Linked DNA regions of Homo sapiens: region 1 is linked to region 2. The links are chromatin contacts, found by Hi-C or POLR2A ChIA-PET in ENCODE. All regions are on one chromosome and are shown on one strand. Each heading gives the region's core, a stretch centred on a gene start or an enhancer-like site at or near the end of the contact. The rest is flanking DNA. Distances are from core to core; before and after follow the strand shown. Region 1 holds the start of EXOC4 (exocyst complex component 4). Region 2 has its middle 120 kb from the start of FLJ40288.

Region 1 (3,278 bases), core at 98-2,597, 480 kb before region 2:
ATCTACACTACCTGCGTATTGTCACAGCGAGAATGTGGGCCTATAGATTCACAATACAACAGCACTTCCTCTGTATGGCCTACCAAGTATATTAAGCATTTCCACACAGAGATGTTTTTCTCTTAAGCCCAAAAGAAAATTAAAGTAATGATTTAATAGGCCATAATCTTAAAGCCTCCTAAATAAGACCCATAAGATGTGTCTTTGTCAGTGAGTGGTAAGCTGTTCTAATGGTTTGATACATGCATTCATTGAAGTGCTTAGTACCTACCAGATAATGTTGGGCCCTGGGTTTTGAAAAGATGATCAATACATTCCAGAAAACTTGCAAGAACTCAAACAAAAGTTTAGTATAGGTGGGGAAAAATAGAGTGTTTGTTTATGAAAAATAAACGAGTTGAAATTCAAATGCCAACAACGTAAAAAACGTGCCATAATAAATTTTATTTAGATTGGTTTTAGTCAGTACCTGCATCATATCCAAGATTCTTGAAAGGGTTCCCCCATCCTCAATATATTTCGCTTTTTTAAAAAAAAGCTCCTAAAAGATCCACCGCTCCCACTCCACCCCCACCCTAATCTTCTGGGAGGTGCAGAGGGGCAGTGCATGGAGGATAATTTGAAATTGGTTTGGTTCTGTTTTTTAAGGAATGGACCAGAATGCGGAGGCAGGGCAAAAAATTGAAAACCGATGTGTGCCTTCAAACCCAGTCCTCCTACCAGCTCACTGCAGATTCTTGTATTTGTGGCTGTGGCCACGCACAGGTGGTTGAAAGTATCCAGAGTGTGAAAACACAAATCTGCAACTCGTGACAGGAATCTCCGGACTCCAAGGCCTTACACCCCAAAGTCCAGGAAACAAGACGCCTTTCTCAGTGAGTGCTGCTACAGGCAAACAATAAACAAGCATTTTAGGAATCAATAAACACACCTTTACACCTGGTTTTCTCTACCAAACCCAAATAGCGTGCTTTGGGGTCCCGAGACTGTAATAGAAGGTGCTGCCCCTAAAGAAAAGACTGAGGCGGGGCTCCTCTCTCTATAGCTAACCCCAGAAAAAAAAGGTGGAGGGGGAATTGCTGGGGCCCTGGGGAGGGGTTAGAGCCCTGGGGAGGGGCTGCGGGAGGCAAGGAGGAAAGGGGAGAGCAGGGTGGGACCCAGCTAACCCTTCTCCCTTCCAAAGCGGAGGTCGAGCCGCTGCCCCCAGTCCCCAGACCCTGCCTCCTGCCTCCCTCACCTGATCACAGAGATGAGCAGCCCCGAGGGGTCTTTGCTTTTGCTGACTGTGCTTCTGTATTTCCCACCAGCTGCTTCTGCCGCCATCTTGGACGCGGGGAGAGCCGCTAGGCTCCAAGGAAGCCAAGGGTGCGTAAATTCTGTATTTGACCCCGCAGGAGTCTCCACCAATGGGTGAAGAGAATTCCAGAGGCGCGGAAGTGGAAAATCCAATCACTGAAGTGAGGAGGCGGGACTAAGGGAGCAAGTTTTGAGGCCACGACGCGCGTGTTCTCTCTAAGCACTCTGGGAGTCGTAGTTTTCCTTCTCCGTCTCCTGGGCGCGCAGGAAAGCTAAACCAGCTGCAACTTCCTAAGTCTTGTAATGAGTGTCTTCATTTATCTTTATTCTGACTTCCAGCTTTTTTCAGTTTCCTTGCTTTTAGAATTTTGTCAGGCTTTAAATCAAATTTATCTGATGATGCCAAAATGTGTTAGGGTTTGTATTTAAATGAAAGAGGGGTTCTCTGCCGGATGTCTATGTGCGAAGTTTTTGCCTTAAGTGCAAGTGATTTTTTAAAAAATCCAATAAAATACGAAAATGAATATAAGCAGAAATGCTTTTCTTTAGTATTCTGTAAAACTAATGTTTCTACATTAGGTTTATGTGGAGTTCAATTTTTCCCAATGTTCCTATATTTCCAGATAGTTCTAAAACCACACGTACAGGAATAAATGAATATTGATGAAGAAAAGACAGTATAAGCTAAAAACAAACAGACCACACTGCAGATTCCTTTTTTTTTTTTTTCAAGCTAAATGAAATACTTAGTAGTAATGCACATTTGTGTTAATACTTTTACCGGTAAGTTTTTAGTATTTCCTGCATTTGGTTCCGTTGGCTTAGTCATTAATTCATAAGACCAAATGAACAAAACAAAACAAAAAAGACCAGAATGTGCGTGGAAAGTGGTTAGACTGAGGAACAAGAATAATAATAATTTAAAAGTAAGGAAGGAGGTGGCCTGCTCAGTAGCAATAAAGATTGAAGAACTTAAAGGAATAGAAAGCAAACTAACTCAGAGGTCATGGAGTTGTGAGCAGCAAGCTCAGAACACATCAATTACTTTTATTAAATAGACATCGAGCTGGTAGAAGTTCACATTTTTAAAAATTAGTTGAAGATAACACACACACACACACACACACGATAACTTAAAAGTATTCATAACCTTTGGCCCAATAATTCCAGTTCTAGGGACTTTGTTCCTAAAGAAATATAGAGTATTGACATTTTTTAAATAACACAGAAGAATTAAATAAATTATGTAACATTCAAATGAGGAAATAACATATAGCTTCTGGAAATCATAATTTTAATGGCTTTTAAAGAAAATAAGATTTTTGGGCCAAGTGTGATGGCTCACACCTGTAATCCCAACACTTTTTGAGAGGCAGAGCCGAGCAGACCACTTGAGGCCAGGAGTTTAAGACAAGCCTGGCCAACATGGTGAAACTCCGTCTCTACTAAAAATGCAAAAGTTAGCCGGACCGTGGTGGTGTGTGCCTGTAATCCCAGCTGCTTGGGAGGCTGAGGCATGAGAATTGCTTGAACCTAGAAGGCGGAGGCTGCAGTGAGCCAAGATCGTTCCACTGCACACTGCACGCCAGCCTGGGCAACAGAGGGAAACTCTGTCTCAAAAAAAAAAAAAAAAAAAAGATTTTTATGGTATAAGTACAAAAACTGGGCTATAAAATTAAATAATTCATAGAGAAAGGGAGAGGCAGTTGGGCCTAGTGGTTAAGAATGCAGGACAGGCCGGGCGCCGGGTGGCTCATGCCTGTAATCCCAGCACTTTGGGAGGCCGAGGCGGGCGGATCACGAGGTCAGGAGATCAAGACCATCCTGGCTAACACGGTGAAACCCTGTATCTACTAAAAAAAAATACAAAAAATTAGCCGGGCGTGTTGGCGGGCGCCTGTAGTCCCAGCTACTCGGGAGCCTGAGTCAGGAGAATGGCGTGAACCCGGGAGGTGGAGCTTGCAGTGAGTCGAGATCGCGCC
Region 2 (3,441 bases), core at 118-2,617:
GCAAAACCCTGTCTCTACTAAAAATACAAAAATTAGCCAGGCATGGTGGCTCACGCCTGTAATCCCAGCACTTTGGGAGGCCAAGGCAGGTGGATCACTTGAGGTCAAGAGTTCGAGATCAGCCTCACCAACATGGCAAAACCCTGTCTGTACTAAAAATACAAAAATTAGCCAGGCATGGTGGCTCACGCCTGTAATCCCAGAACTTTGGGAGGCCGAGGCAGGTGGATCACTTGAGGTCAAGAGTTCGAGATCAGCCTGGCCAACATGGCAAAACCCTGTCTCTACTAAAAATACAAACATTAGCCAGGCATGGTGGTGTGCACCTGTAATCCCAGCTACTTGGGAGACTGAGGCAGGAGAATTGCTTCAACCCGGGAAATGGAGGTTGCAGTGAGCCAAAATTACGCTACTGCACTCCAGCCTGGGTGACAGAGTGAGACTCCATCTAAAAAAAAAAAAAAAAAAAAAGTGCAATAATCCTATAAATTAGGTATTTTTATTATTCTTATTTTGCAGGTAAGAAAACTGAGGCTTGGAGGGATTAAATAACCTGCTAAGGGTCATACAGTGCGTAAACAACGCAATCTGCCCTCCCTAGAAGTCTGGCTCTTAACTGTTGCATGAGCTCCTCTCTATCCAAGCCCCACCTTGACACTAGATCTTTAGGACAACCCTTGTTATAAACCTCCAAGTTCCCCCCATCCCCACGGTGTCCGGTACAGTGCATTTGTCCAGGACAAGCCTTCAATAAATGTTGAGTTGAATGAAGGAATAAAAGCCCCATCATTTTCGTCGGCTTTCTCTCGTGTACTGGGTGCAGTAGCACAAAATATCTTGTCTGTGCAAAGTTACTGAGATTTTGAGCAGAGGAAAAATAACTGGAGAACCTCCTGCCTGTGGCTGATGCTAATTTTGCTCACTGGGGTCTGTCAGGCAAATTCCCCACTTCCTTTTTTGCTTTCCCTGAGCTCCAAGACATCTGCCTAACTCCATGGTGTTCCCCCGCTCGGCCTGCCACCCAGGAAGTGGTAGAGGGGGAGACACAGCCAGGCTGTGTGCGCGTGCACTGCTTCTGCCTCCGGAAGGTCCCAGGTGCAACCACTCAGCAGGCCCCAGGTGGGCCACCAGGGTGCAGGGCACAGAGCCCAGCCATTCTAAATAAAACTCCAAGTCCATGTGGTTGCTGGGTTTTCAAGGTCTTCTGAGGCAAAAAGAGTTTGGAAGGAAAGTGACTGTCGGTCTGGAACTTTCAGGCCCCATTCAGTGGAGATTTGTTACTGGTACATTGGCTTTGGAGCTGGAGCTGCTCATGAATGCAGATACAAAGCAGATGGGTGGGGCTCCATGCAAAGTCACCAGCTCAGCCTTTGAGCCTGCCTTTGCTGAGCACCCTCTTCCTGTTGCTAGTAGATTAAAAATAAACAACTGCAGAAAAGAGAAAATCAAACTTCGAGAACTCTACACGTACTCTCTTGAACATTTTTAATTTTGTTTTGTGTTTTTGAAACACAGTCTTGCTCTTTCACCCAGGCTGGAGTTCAGTGGCATGATTTTGGCTCACTGCAACCTCTACCTCCCAGATTCAAGCGATTCTCCTGTTTCAGCCTCCTGAGTAGCTGGGATTACAAGTGCCCGCCACCACGCCTAGCTATGAACATTTTTTTAAGAGACAGTCTTGCTTTGTCACCCAGGCTGGAGTGCAGTGGTGCGATCATAGCTCACTGCAGCTTCAAACTCCTGGCCTCAAGCAATTCTCCTGCCTCGGCCTCCCAAAGCACTGGGATTACAGGTGTGAGGCACCATGCAGGGCCCCTTGCTGGACAATTTCAACCATAATTTCAAGTTGCCCAAAACACCTATTTATTTATAATTCTCCCGCCTATCCCTCAACTCTCCCCAACTGACTCCTCTTCCTCTTGACTTTATGACACCCTACTCACTCATCACATGTTTGTGTCATCTGGGCTTAAAGTCTAAGGTTCATGGACTCCCCCCCCCCCATCCACCTGATCTTACCAGCCCTTGGATACCATCAATTTGGCCCAGACAGCCTTTTAGAGCCAGGAGAACTTGGGTCAATTCTTGGTTTTATAGACATCTTAAAGCCACATTAGTAATGTCCTTAAAGTGAGGATTACTAGGCACTTTGAAGGTTATAGGCAGTCTGTAATATCCTTCAGGAAGATCGCTATAAATCTGTAGAGAGTGGTATAAAAGGGTCAAGTCTCTTCCAGTTCTTTTTCCATAATCTCTTGCCCTAGACAGTAGTAAATAATGTTCGCTGTGGCTTATCCAAGCGTTAATGCCTTCCTTAGTGACAGACCTTGAGTTTGTCCAAGTAGCAGATGGACAAGTGTTTCAGGGGAAAGGAGATCCCCTTCCCAGACCCAGGGATGAATCCTGGTTAACTTAAGCCAATCATAGTAATTCAACTTCCCTTGCCAGTGATTGGCTCAGGAGTGGGCATGTGACATGATTCTAGCCAATGACTTGTGAAGAAAGTCTGCTGAGTGCTTCTGGGAAAGTTAAAAGGGGGCACTAGTGATGCCAGGTTGTGTTTCCCCTGATGGCCTTTGATGTGTGAGTGTACAAGACCTGGAGCTTTGGTGACCACCTTGTGAACATGGAGTGACAGGTCTGAGTACAGAAACTGAGGCATGGGGGATGGGAAGAATCTATGGGTTTTTTTTTTTTGTATTGTTGAGCTGCTGAATTAATCAGTTAAAACTGTTCTACTATTAGACTTCTTATTACAAGAGGCAATACATTTTTTCTTTTTCTTATGTTGGATTGGGTTTGCTGTTATTGTTAGCTGAAACCTCCTAACTGATACATCTGCATTCAACAAAGAGGTGCTCTCCCTCTCTCACTCCTATTCTCTTTCCATCATTAGGGATCCAACTTCAGGCTAGCAGGGACATGGTTTTTTAGTGATGTCTTCATAATCTCTTACCGGAATCCCTGTCTCATCAAATGCCTGGTCAAGGTTAAGCTTCTAATTTCTAGTCATGGAATAGAACAGTGTTAAATGAAGAAGTCCTCAGCCAGGCATATCAGAATCACATGGGAAATGGGAAAGGATCTGAATAGACGTTTCTCCAAAGAAAATATACAAATGGCCATAAGGACATGAAAAGATGCCCAACATCACTAATCATTAGGGAAATATGAATTAAAACTTCAATGAAACACCAATTCACAACCACTAAGATGGCTATGATTTTTAAAAAAAGAACAATAACAAGTGCTGGTGAAGACACGGGAAAGTTAGAACTCTCATACATTGCTGGTAGGAATGTGAAATGATGCCACAGCCTGGCAGTTCCTTAAAAGGTTGAACATGGAGTTACCATATGACCCAGCAATTCTATACCTAGGAATATACCCAGGAGAAATGAAAACATAGGTTTATACAAAAACTTGTACACAAATGTTGAC

What was found. A loop is a pair of places that touch in the nucleus more often than their neighbours do. ChIA-PET counts read pairs that join two places held with the same protein, here RNA polymerase II (POLR2A). Pooled maps may share reads with other maps.
Region 1: a loop to region 2 is called in a map of CD8-positive, alpha-beta T cell, with 6 times the contacts of the local background. The contact joins the promoter of EXOC4 here to the enhancer-like site in region 2. A Hi-C loop is called at or near these places in 2 of 168 maps with a recorded cell type or tissue (CD8-positive, alpha-beta T cell and naive thymus-derived CD4-positive, alpha-beta T cell) and 5 of 50 pooled maps. POLR2A ChIA-PET finds 5 or more read pairs at or near these places in 1 of 52 experiments (activated CD4-positive, alpha-beta T cell).

Annotation. Positions count from the first base shown.
Region 1 is chr7:133,251,147-133,254,424 of GRCh38, reverse strand. It overlaps EXOC4 (exocyst complex component 4), which reads right to left and starts at 1,347. Exons shown (of 18, transcript NM_021807.4): 1 at 1,238-1,347. The coding sequence starts at 1,323. RefSeq lists enhancers at 1,261-1,320, 1,531-1,580.
Region 2 is chr7:132,769,282-132,772,722 of GRCh38, reverse strand. No RefSeq gene overlaps it. Among named protein-coding and RNA genes, the nearest start is that of FLJ40288, 120 kb to the right of the region's middle. RefSeq lists enhancers at 617-1,116, 1,117-1,618. Within about 2 kb of position 1,367, at least 2 of the 41 ENCODE cell types and tissues checked have a DNase peak (open chromatin) inside an H3K27ac peak, as active enhancers do; they include CD8-positive, alpha-beta T cell, where a contact is called at or near this core.